Regions from separate parts of the Mus musculus genome. Here region 1 is linked to region 2. A link is a contact called in ENCODE POLR2A ChIA-PET data. All regions are on one chromosome and are shown on one strand. Each heading gives the region's core, a stretch centred on a gene start or an enhancer-like site at or near the end of the contact. The rest is flanking DNA. Distances are from core to core; before and after follow the strand shown.

What was found. ChIA-PET counts read pairs that join two places held with the same protein, here RNA polymerase II (POLR2A).
Region 1: POLR2A ChIA-PET joins it to region 2 with 10 read pairs in embryonic stem cell. The contact joins the enhancer-like site here to the promoter of Tex22 in region 2. POLR2A ChIA-PET finds 5 or more read pairs at or near these places in 3 of 5 experiments (Patski and embryonic stem cell).

What each region holds. Positions count from the first base shown.
Region 1 is chr12:113,128,511-113,134,482 of GRCm38, reverse strand. It overlaps Mta1 (metastasis associated 1), which reads right to left. Exons shown (of 21, transcript NM_001364622.1): 10 at 4,289-4,363; 11 at 3,891-3,949; 12 at 3,483-3,598; 13 at 3,016-3,167; 14 at 2,721-2,910; 15 at 2,506-2,595; 16 at 1,146-1,298; 17 at 907-942. Among named protein-coding and RNA genes, the nearest start is that of F930026P19Rik, 8.6 kb to the left of the region's middle. Within about 2 kb of position 1,669, at least 3 of the 3 ENCODE cell types and tissues checked have a DNase peak (open chromatin) inside an H3K27ac peak, as active enhancers do.
Region 2 is chr12:113,070,565-113,076,768 of GRCm38, reverse strand. It overlaps Tex22 (testis expressed gene 22), which reads right to left and starts at 2,267. Exons shown (of 3, transcript NM_001361919.1): 1 at 1,910-2,267; 2 at 1,333-1,525. The coding sequence starts at 1,488. It overlaps Pacs2 (phosphofurin acidic cluster sorting protein 2), which reads right to left. Exons shown (of 24, transcript NM_001081170.1): 23 at 5,988-6,101; 24 at 2,368-5,231. The coding sequence ends at 5,113.

The DNA.
Region 1 (5,972 bases), core at 420-2,919, 58 kb before region 2:
ACCCTCTGACACGGGAGCTGCCTAGACCACTCACAGGGCCAATGAGTTCCCACTACATCCTGGTTGGGTACTCATTGCAGGACACACCTCAGGTCTGCAGGATAGACTTTGAAAAAATTCAGTGGAAATGAATAGTTCTTTATAGAACTATTCCAGAAGGTCTGGGAAGGCCATGCCTGGGCCCCTGGACTGAGGTGTAGATAACATGGCCAGTCCCATAGCCACACAAAAGGGATATGGCTGCTAGGGTACCTGACAGCTGGCAAGCTTCCAAAGCAACCTTGAGAGGGAGTGTCCTGAGGGAATAAGGTACAGTTAGACAATCGCTGCCCACTGCTGCCTCCTGGGCTCGAGTCTTGACAGGTGGGGAGGGGCCTGAGCAGGGCCATGCTGGCTGGCTGCTGTTTCCCACACTGACATCGAGACTTGGTGCTGTCCCTCACAGCCAGAGCAGGCTTGTGCCCCACAACCCTTACCCCATCAGCAGACTCCAGCTGATCCTCAGCAGACACAAGGGCCGTATGTAAGCTCAGCCACCAACCCATCCCTACAGTCCCATCAGGCAGGGCACACAAAAATTGCAGGTAGCACTAGCGGCCCTACAAGCAAGGCTGAAGGCATGCGAGCAGTCACAGCGCAATAGCAGTGGGGGCACCAGGGGCCTCGTGCAAGGACAGTCCATCCACGGCTCAGGCCAAGACAGGCCATGGCCAGAGACCCAGGGTTCATGGGTCCTCTACCAAGAGACAAGTCTACAGGGGCACGGAAGTATGGGCTGTGGCCTGGGTCTGTGTGGACTGCCCCTATACGTGCCCTGAACCGCCCAGTCTGCTAGCAGACAGTACACACAGGCATCACGACAGGACTAGGCCACAGCACCCCGCCAGCGGCCGCCCCAGGCCTTACCCCTACTGGGCATCAAGAGGCGCTTCTTCATGTTGCCTGGCAGTGCCCAGGAACAGGAGAGAGAGGGAGAGAAAACATCAACTAAGACAGCCGGTTGAATAAGAGTCACGTGGAGCTCCAGGGCTAGCCCTAGTCCCATGGCCCTCAGGAGGCCTGGCTTCCTTCAAGGGCCAGCCCTGCAGCTCCCAGAAGGCCTGGCTTGGCCTCTTCACAGGGCCAGTCCTTAAGCTCAGACTCACCATCTACCCCATTGTGCTGCTCGTAGCTCCTCTTGCCCAGGATGGTAGGGGAGCCGTTGTTGATGACAGGGGCTGACTTGGCAGGGGTCAGACTGCTGAGCACACTGGATGAACTCTTCACGGGGTCGGGCTTAGGCGGGCGGGGATGGGTCTCTGTGGAAATGAAAGGGTAAGGGTGTGGTTCAGAAACGCAGTACAGGAGGGTCCATGCAGTAACAATACGTTCCTACCCTACAGCCCCATTGATTAGGCCAGAAGGAAGCAGCCCTATGTTACCAGAGCTCACTGAAACCAGGGATCAAAGCACCCTTAGCAGGAAGGCTATCTAGGATATCTTCAGGAAGGGCGGCAGCCAAGTAGAGCCTAGCCCACTGCTAGGCTAGCTACAGGATAGCTGTGTAAGTGCCAAGAGCTTACAAGATCCAGACACTGCCCATAAACACACGAGTTCCATCAGACAGCCTCCACATCCAGGCCACCGGGTCTGATGGCAGAAGACTGGCTACTGGCCAGACATTGAGCAGCCTGGCTGGCCCAAGCAAGGACCCACCCCACAGAAGGCAGGCCCTGGCACTGACCACACCCTCCTGGGTGAGGCTAGTCCTGGGGCCTAGGACCCAGGGAGCAAAGCCAGGCACTTGTGTCTGCAATGAACACACTTAGCTTATGGTTCTGGAATGTCCTTTCTAGAAGGACTGTTCACTCCATGCTGGCAGACTGACTCAAGTCCACTCAAACCCTACAAACAAGTGACCCCAAGTGTCTGCCACAGCCTCCTATGATGTGTCACTCCTAAATGGCCAGGGGCACTGCCGAGAAGTCAACAGTCCACAAACAAACACAAGCAAGGAGCTATCCCTGCAAGGCTGCCAGCCAGACCAGCACCTTGACAACAGGGGCTCCCAGAAAGCCTCCAATGCTGCCTTATGTTAGGGAGAGACCCCCTTGCAGCAGCAGGTGTCCACTGAGCCCGGGCTCTGTTGGTAGGGTTCTGCCTGGTATAAACCCGAGTCAGAAGTCAGTGGTGGTGCACGCCTTTAATCCCAGCGCTTTGGAGGAAGAGGCAGGAGGATCTCGGGTTTGAGGCCAGCCTGGTCTACATAGTTCCAGGATAGCCAGGGCTAGGTACAAAGAAAGACCCTGTCTCAAACAGAAACTTTTAGTCAGGACACAGAGTATGGCAGGAAGGTTAAAGCCAGAGGCTCTGGGACCCAGGACCTGGAGGACAGGACGAGCACAGCTCTCTGTGGGTGCTCCTGAGCCGGGCACGCCCGCCTAGTGTAAGCCGGGTGACCACTCAGTGACCCTAGATGGGGTGCGAGGAGCAAAGCCAGAAACCTAAGTCAGCCGTTGAGCTTACCAAGATACCGGAGCACGGCCTCCAGGGGCTTCCGTACTACCTGCTTCAGCACCAGTGGGCTCTGGGAGGCTTCGGGCAGCCGTGCTGTGCCTGTACAAGGACAGGACAAGGTACGGTGAAGAACCATGTTCCCCAAGAACCTGTACCCCAACCTGGACACTCTGCCTGAGTGTGGCTCCTGCTAGGCCCAAGAAAGAGAACAGGGGAAGACTCACATTCAGCCTTGATTGCTGCGCTGTTGATGGGCATGTAGGGGTGGCGGGCAGCATGCCATGGGCGTAGGATCTCACGGCACAAGCGCCGGGCAATGCGTGTCAACTTGGTAGTATGCAGGTAGAAGGCCTGCCTTGTCTTCATGGCAAACTTGGGGCTCCCACTGCTCCGAGCTGGGATGCCATGGGGACTCTGTGGAATGGGGCACGGTGCCCCAATATAGCACTGTGACTGGAAGCCAAGGACCCGAGGCTGACATGCAGCAGGTGGCAGATCAGTATGGTGTGTCCCACTTACCATGTTATTGCGGTTTGGTCCCGGCCTCTCTCCATCTAACCGGGTTGGCATTTTCAAGCCACCATATTTCTTCCAATATGTCCAACAAGATGCGCAGAGGCGACACTGCATGTTAGGGGGACCCCAAGAATACCACTGGTAAGACTGTGTGGCTACGGACAACAAAGTTGGAAATAGACGGATTCTTAAGCAGGACCAACGGTGCAGAGAGCATCCCACAGTGTCCCCACCGCCACCACAGCCACCCCAACTCCTGGCTCAGGACCAAAGGAGGCCAACCTCATACTCCTGAGGAACTCTTCCAAACTACCCCATCCCACCCCCCGCCGCCACCACCACCACCACTGCAGCCCCACTATGGTGAGTCATTCCAGGTTTGGGCGCAGGAGCCTTCAGGGGCCACACAGTAGCATCCATTCCCGTGGCCCCTGCTGCCCAGGGTGGGTGCCAGCCGGGACAGCACTTACTGTAACAGCTCTCGCAGGCCCGACCGGCCCCGGGGCTCTGGCCTGGTGTCCCTGTGCCATTCACTACAGTGGCCTTGACACTGCTGGCGCTGATCTGGTTTGGGTTGGGCTTGTTACTGATGGAGGAGAGGGATCAGTCACAGGTGCCCTGGGGTGTCTGGATCCCCACAGACATCCCTGTTCCTCTGTCCACTGTGTTTCAGCTGCCATAGCCCAAAATGCTTAGCACTAAACCCAGATTAACTCCTGAGCCAAAAAAGCTTAAATCCTGATCCCTCCTCCCCAGTGGAGCAAGCTCATGAGAAGGGTGGCAGAGGTTCTTCAGCTCAACTCTGGAGGCTGCCAAACCTGGAGTCCTACACCCACCGCCCACCCTGACCCGCCCCAGGAACATGAAATAGGACTTACTAGTTGGGAATATAAACCTGCTTTAACTTGCTCTCAGCTTCAGCTGCTTTCAAGCGTTTCTTTAAACAAAACAGAGGGTGAGGGAGGTCACCAGGCTGGCCAGGGAAGCTGGGAGGCCACAGGGAGGGGTCACCATTTGTTTCTCCATCACTGGCATCCTTAGGGAAAACTTGCATGGCCCTCCCTGGCCAACCTAGGCCCAGGAAGTGGGGGTACCAGGCTGGCTAAGGGTGAGGAATGTCCCTTCCTCCCAGTCTGTGAGTCCTCTAGTGACCCCAGCTCCTTCCTCTTTGCTCTAGGGCTTAAGGGGAGGCCGCTGGGAAAGTATGAACAAATGTAATGTGGCTATGTGGGGATTGGAGAGGACGGATAGCGTGGTGCGAGAGTGGATGGTCTACCTGCTGGACGTATCTGTCGGTGGTCTTCCACATGTAGTAATACTCAATGATGCTGGTGAGCGACTTCCATGGGAGCTGCGGGGACAAGGCAACACGATGGGTGGCAGAACAGGGCTGCTGCCCACACAGGCGAAGGAGAAGAGTGGCAGAGGCAGTGCTGGGTATCACATCAGGTCTCCCACTAACGGCACCCCGCCCCCAGTGTTCATTAAACACAGCAAGACCATAGCAGGTATCTGGTTGACCTTGCTCTTCCCTGAAAATCCAAGCTAAAACAATTACCATTATGCCTGGAAGGAGATGACCATAACTTGGTTCTGTTCTTACCAAGAATCAGAGATGTATGGACAAGATCGGCTCAAGTCCCTCAACCAGGACTTCTCAGCTTCCAGAACCAGAGAGGGGTGAATTTGTTGGAATCACCCATTCTCAGGGGCTTGAATGAGAGGCCTCCCCACGGCCCACATTCTTAACTCCTTGGCTGGAACGCCAAACCTCCCGCTTCTCTGGGTTACTGAGCTCCAGGGCGACTTTTCCATGTTCTTTGTCCTTCCCGTTATGTGTTTCTTTCCAGTGTCAAGCACCTAAGGTTTCTCTCTTTCAGCACACAGCTACAAGCCCCTAACCCTGTGCCTCCTTCCAGTGCTCCCTGGGCCACCAGCTACATCACTCAAGTTTCGTCTTCTCCCCTGAGTTACTGTTTGGTCGGTCTGTTGGCAGTGGCAGGGATCAGAACCAGGGTGTCCTACATACAAGGGATGCGTTCTCCCACTGAGCTACACACCAAGGCTGGCAACTTCAGTCTTTAAAGGCTGTGTGCTGGTTAAATGTCACCTGCAAACATTGTCTCTTTAGATCTTTGAGCTTTATCTACGAACAATTTCCTGTGAGCAGACTCATGAAGTGTTGAGTGGCATGAGCTATGCAAAGGTGAGTCTGCCTGTGTTCGGTAGAGCCCTGTTTCTGTGCCTGGTTCACTCGATCCTCTCGCCCAGTCAGCCTTGCTCTCCGGCAAGCTTCTCTCCAGAGTCCGACAGACTCAGTTTACCTGTTGAACCATGTCTAGAAGCACAGAGACTCTCCAGAGCTGCCAGCTCAGTTCTCATCACTGTCTTCCTAGTGCTACTTTCATCTAAGAGGCTCTGCTCACGTCATTTGGTTGGTATTTTTTTAATCCAGTTGCACCCCAGGTCGTTGAGCTGTGGGTACTGTGGCCCTGGGAGTGACCAGCACCCGAGCCCCCGCCAGGTCCACCCCTTCAGGCCTCCAGCCTACATCAGCACTCTGCATGCTCCCAGCTCTGCCACCCTGGTTCCGGTTTGCTAATGAGCTGACTTGTTTGTTTGTAGCAGTTTCCCAGGCTGGATCCTCCTGCCTCAGCCTTCTCAGTGCTAGGATTACAGGCACGTTTCACCATGCTCAGTCAGTCTTGCTATTTTCATAGCGCTCCAATGTCCATTGGAGTCCACTTAGTGTCCATACAGTCCGCTTACTACACCCTGGATCCTAGAAACGCCACCTCCTCAAGGCTGTATGAAGGTGGCCCAGCTACCTCACCTCATACAGATAACAGATATGCACTCCAGAGTGCCTGTAGGCTTTTAGTCAAGTTTAACACTATTCAGTCTTTTGGGAAGTTTTTTTGGGGTGTGGGGTATGGGTGGGGGGACCTCTGAGAACTCAG
Region 2 (6,204 bases), core at 1,018-3,517:
ACAAAGTGAGTTCCAGGACAGCCAGGGCTACACAGAGAAACCCTGTCTCGAAAACCCCCCCCAAAAAAAAAAGTTCATCTTGAGCAGATTTTGCATATTTCCTAAGTCTCACTGCTGTCATAAAGGGTGAGGACTGTCTTCCCTCGATGCTCCTATCTGCTGTTGTGGCTCCTGAGCCTACCAACTTCTGGACACTGTACTGTGTAAAATTCCAGAAGATTCTTTCGGACTGACGAGGACAATCACAGGCTCTCCACATGAGGCTGGTTTTGCATGTCTGTGCTCCTTGGCAGGCCGGGGAGGGTGAGGAAGGTCCCTAGTGGGGTTCAGCCTAGAGCCATCCCAAGCCTCCTGCCTGCTTCTCTCCAGTGTTCAGAGCATGCTGGCCAGACTATCAGAAAGTACTGTACAGTGGCTAAACTGGCCATCTAAAGACCTTCTGCTAGGACAGTTTTCTCCAACTCTCGCCTCAGGCCAAGGTTACTGCATTCTATGAGGTAGCATGAGTGTTACTGCGGGCTGAAGACAAGTTACGTTGCAAAGAAAGTTTCTCTAAGGCTCAGGCTGGGAAGGGAGGAACAAGGAACTGATGTTAGCTAGGCCAGGATCTCTGTGGGAGGAAACAGGAGACAGACCTGGCTGAGGAAGCACAATCCATACTGAGGGGACACGAAAGGAGAGAAGTGACTCAGGACAAGGTTAGGGAAGGCAGCCTGGACATCCCTCAAGGACAGAGTCACTAGCAGGGCTTGGAAACTGTGGAGGGAGGAGGCACAGGAACTTGAAATGGGAGTCAATTCCAAATGAAGTCAAGGTGTGGCAGACACTGAAGTGACTTTGTCCCCAACCAGGAGTCTGGTGTCCCTTCAACCATAGAGCTCTGATTCTTCACCATTATGTCACCAATATAAAATCCATACATCTGTGCCTATTCATAAGCAAGCCTCTCCCAAGAGATGACACGTTAGCATCTTTACCATCTAGAATGCCCTGCCTTATGAAAGCGGAAGGGGCTACTGGTCAGCCCTGCAGGACAGTTGTCACCTTTGGAGGGACCTCAAAGCAGGGGTCAGGGACACTGCACGAGCTGATGTGGGTATGTGTGGCACACTCCTTCTGACCTTAGGCGACCTCTCTCTGCCTGGTGTCCACCAGAGGAAGTCTACCTCCGAGCCTAGCCTGAGTAGTTGGAGAAGCAAGCCCTAAAAACTAAATGTTTCCTCCAGTCCCATTCAGTCCTTTCCTCTTGTCCCAGAGGCCCATTCTCGGTGTCCCTTTCCAACCAGTCCACCTAAAAGCCTGGGTTCTCGGAAGACTCTCCTAACTGCTTACCCAGTCTTGGGTCTGCAAGTCGTCCTGAGGCTTGCTCTTGGTGTCTGGCTGGCTGGAGGCCACGGCAAGCCCCTGTGGGGGTGACTGTTGTCTTTGCTCTTGAGCAAGCTGCCACTGTAGCGTCTTCCTCTGGGGGCGCTGTTGCCTGCTGTCCATCTCTAAGTACAGCAGGTTGCAGTTCCCTCGACTAGGGCTGTGGGGCAAGGTGCAGGAAGGGAACTGAGCAGGGTTCCTGCTGCCACGGCAGATCCCTAAAGCAGATGATGGCAGGCCCTGCTGGGGCCGCCTTCTACCTAGTGACTACTCTTGCCGAGTAGCGGGGTCCCTTGTGACTTTCTCTCCCAGGTCTTGTGGCCATTATCCTCCGCACCAGCATCCCCCCAGGGACAGCAGTAGCCTAGAAATAGATGCTAGCCTAGCCTTCTCTGCTCTCACCGAACCACCTGGTCTGCTTTTCCTCGCAGGGGGCGCTCCTTCTGCGGTCCTGACAAGCTCTTCAGTCCTAGGATCCCACCCTCAATAGGCCTCCTCCTGTCTTGGACAACCCTACCACACAAGGCCCAGGCTCAGCGCCAACCTGAGCTCTCATTTCCCACCCTCTCCGTGGGTATGAACTGTGGAAGTCAGTTAAGGGCAGCAGTGAAGGTATGTGGGAGTTGGGTCACCCGCTCCCACGCGGATGCAGAGCTCGCCCAGAGGGCTCTGGGAAGGGCTCTGTAGGCTCCGGGACAGATGAGGGGGGCTTAATGAGCTCCGGTTGACAATGGATCAGCCGGTGAGCCCAGGCTCAGAAGGGTCTGCACAGGGAGTGGAGGGTCGTGTGGCCTGTGAACGCTCATGTGGGTCCAGGTAAACAGAGCTGGCTGGTGAGGCTGACTTAGGACCTTCAGCACCAGCCTGAGAAAGCTGGATCCAAGGACAGAGCTCTAGGGAAGAGGGACGGAGCTTCCGTCCTACAGACCCCGCCCTCCGCGGCCGCTTCCGCCCCCTCCACGCGTGCGCCCCAGCGTTCAAGCCGCATGGCCCCAACACATTCAGAGAAATCACAGCAGTGGGCGGCCTGAGCGCCGTCAGTTTATTAGTGTCGCTTCAGCACCTTGAAATCGTCCACATGGTCGCATGGGACAGATCAGTATCTGCTCCCAAAAAAAGCTATTTACATGAATCCTGCTTTTTATTAAAAAAACAAAAACAAAACTAGCAACATACACACTCTAGAAATCAGTCACAGCGCGCTGGGCAGTCTGCAGAAGCGAACGGAGTCATCCTCACGCAAGGCTGTCAGCTTCTGCTGGCCCCCTTCCAGGACAGAGCAGTCTCTGAAGGGCACAGGGATTTAGGGAGCAAGTACCCTGGCCCTGGGGAGAAGTGCCAGGACGTTTTTATGCGGAATTCATTTGAGATGGAGGCTAGAGGAAGAAGTGAGGCTTGCAGGATAAGGCTAGGGCAAGCCATTGCTTCAGGGCTGAGCCTCCCGCCTCCCCACGCCTCCCCACCCCCACCTCCCAGCACTGGTACCTTTACAGTGATACTGAGCTGCGTACTCAGAGGGTGGTGGCAGGAACCAACTTGAAGGTAGAGGCAGGGCCCCCAACTGACAGCAATGAGCAATGGCAACTGGTGTTGCTTGACAGGGACCTCTAAGACTGGCAGGCTCTGAGGGTGATGCCTCAGAGCTTCGGATGCAAACACACTCTGCGGTTCGTACCACTGCACTGCCTGTCAGGGGGGCTTTGGTGTCATCCTTCAAAGGGACAAAGTGCTTCTCCATGACTTCTCATTACAGCTCCATGAGGTAGGCAAGGAAAATGGACCATCTCTCTAACCACTGGGGGAGTGAGGCACAGGGAGGAAGGACTGCTGTCTAGGTCTGCACCTAGCACTGCCATGGTGGGGGTTGGGGGGAAGGTGTATGGTGCTCAGGTGCTAGGCTTTCCTGACTCCACCCTGGGCCAGCTGTGGGACAAAGACGCTGCCTACACCTTCCTCTTGTGTGTGTAAAGTCAGACCCCTGGAACCAGTCAAGGAAGGAGCACGTATGTACAGGGGAAGGTTCTGGAAAAGGGCTGCCCTCAGGCAAGAGCTTGAACCCCTGTGGCCTCAAGGCTAGAAATCTAGGTCAAATGTTTCATATGAAGGTTGACTTTTGGGAAAAAACACAAGGGGCAGGTAAACTAGGCTCTTAGGCTCCAAGGATTACAGTGGCCTGACTCAGCACAAGATCTTTTCAGAGAATACCTCACCAGGAGTTCCACTAAGAAGCCCTGGACCCAGGGACCTGGGGACCTATTATCCAGGACAAATAGACCCTGTTCAGCAAGTCAATAAGGGAGGTAAGTAAATAAAAACCTGCCATCTTTCACCCCAGGAAGGGCGAGCAGTCCTCAAACTCAGCCTGTCCTGCTCTCGACAATTTTCTCAACATACTCTTAGGAAGGTCTCAAGGTCGAGACACCATTCTTCAGACACCATGCTTCCCAATGGACCACCAGAGCCCCCGAGAGAGCCCTAGCTTCCAGGGTGACAGGAACTCTTCTAATTAGATACCTCGGGGAGAAAGGATTCTTAAGAAAATTAGGACTGAGGCAGTGACCCCTTCATGAGTCTGGTGGAGCGTGTACAGCCAGGATGACCTGAGCTGTCGGACACCAGCACAACCCTTTCAAGTTGGATGGGAAAATGGTGGAGCTGCCACCAAGAACCAGATCCAGGTGGCTATGAGGAGCTTGGCTTGGCTAGACCTAGTCCTGTAAGGGAGGTGGCCTTTGTAGTCAGACCAGCATGCTGGAGCCTTCACGGGCTACAAACAAATCTCTCTCTCTCTCTCTCTCACACACACACACACACACACACACACACACACACACACACACACACACACACACACACACAACCTCTAGATGCCTGTTTCCAGTTTACAACCTCAATTCTCAGCTCAGATCCCACATGGCACACACACACAACCTCTAGATGCCTGTTTCCAGTTTACAACCTCAATTCTCAGCTCAGATCCCACATGGCCAATCCTGGATGATCCTGTCCAGCAAGCAGAATAGAGGGAAGGGCTCAGACAGACCCCAGAAGTGTCTCCCATTTCCAGGACGGACACTGGAACATATGAAAGGACCACCCGATCTGAGCAGCAGAAGCCTAAAGGTGCCCGTGGAATGGGAGCCACAGGGGTAGGGTAGGGATGCAGCTCCTGCTGGCTCTGCCCCAGCAAGGGGACTTCACAAGAGCAACATCTGCTTGGCAGCTACGTTGTCAAATGTATTTGAGAGCATTAGAAAGATCTGCTACTATAAAACCTCCGCCATGAGGCTGGAGTTTATTGGGAACCACGCATGGGGTGCCAGGGACTGACATCTCATGCTAGGAGAGCAAACATGCCCTTGACCTTTAGCTTCTGGCCACTAAACTCCAAAGCTCCCCGTGCTCCCTACTCCCTGAGGAAGCAGAATCCTGACGTCAGCAAAGGGCAGGATACAAAGGCAAGAACATTTCTTGCTTGTGGTCTGGGCTTTCATGGGACCAGAGTTCACCTCCTTTCTTACCAGCCTTTCCACTTGCCCACATATTCTGGTTAGTAAGCCGAGCAAAGTTACTCAGTGGCCCACAGGGAGCTAGCTGGGCTATGAGCACATTCATACTTAAGACTGTTTCTTTGTGTTTTTAAGAGTCTGTCTCTGTAGTAACCACGTGTTAACAGAAATACAGCTGTCCCTCCATCAATGGCTGGCACAGAGTCACTGTCCAGTGTCAGCCCTTCCGTGGGTGGGGCTAGAAGGTGGCTTTGGAGTGTCCAAAGATGCAGATGGGGAAGTGCTTCACGTGAGAAGACCACTGGGCAGCCAGCTGGAAGAACTTGACATCGCTGCATTCCACGCCGTCGATGAGGACTGTGGGAGAGGGCCACCTGACCATCTGCCTGCCTGGCAAGGCAACCACCTGAGATGGTGGGGTGCTGCCAGGAAGCAGGGTAATCCTGAAGCTGGAGGAAGCCCTGCTTAACAAGCCCTTCCCACCACCTGCCCTTCCAGGACTTAGTGCAATGGTGGGTCCACCTCCCAAGGGGTCTGGCAAGGGCAATCTGAGCCACACCTCAGCCAGGCATGGCCCATTTAAGTCACATCCACCTCACAAGGTCCAACTTACTTAAAATAGCTGTATTTCCAGAGGTAGCCTTAGGAAGACCACCCAAGGAACTGGGACTCACAGGGACCCAAAAGCCCTGTGCTCTGAATGCACTGCTTACAGAATAGCCTCTGTAAGATACTTAAGATACATGAATCAATCTTTAAGTGGAAGGAGGGCTGGGATAGAGCAATATGGTAGAGCATTTGCCTAGCACACAGGAGACCCTTGGTTCAATCTCTAGCAATCCTTCCCAAATCTCTACCAATAAAAACAGAAAGGGTTGAACCATTCCTTGAACTTGAAAGGCCGTTAGCTGCATGGAGGCACCTTATCCAAATGTGCTCCAAGAGTGGCTCTGTAAATAAGCCATCAGAGCAAAACAACTGCTTGCCCTGAGGGTTTGAAAGGCCAGCCATCAGTTCCGCTCTGCATTCAGTTTACAAACAGAAGCAAACAGGACCTAGGTCATGGACTGAGTCCCCAGCACCCTGTGGAGCAGCCCCCTGGCCCATGCTCACCCCGAAGCATGTTCTGTTGGTGCTTAGCTGTGCAGATCAGCCGGCTGATGCCCTCGATGCACTGGCTTTTGGATTCCACTTCCTTGTCCTTTGTTTTCTTGGGCAAAAACATCACTGGGAAGAGAAAAGCTCTACTGTTGGCCTACTGTTCCTTCAGGCCCAAATTAGCCCGAGCCCTGACAGCAGGCAGGATGGTAGAATAGCCAAGGGGACGCAG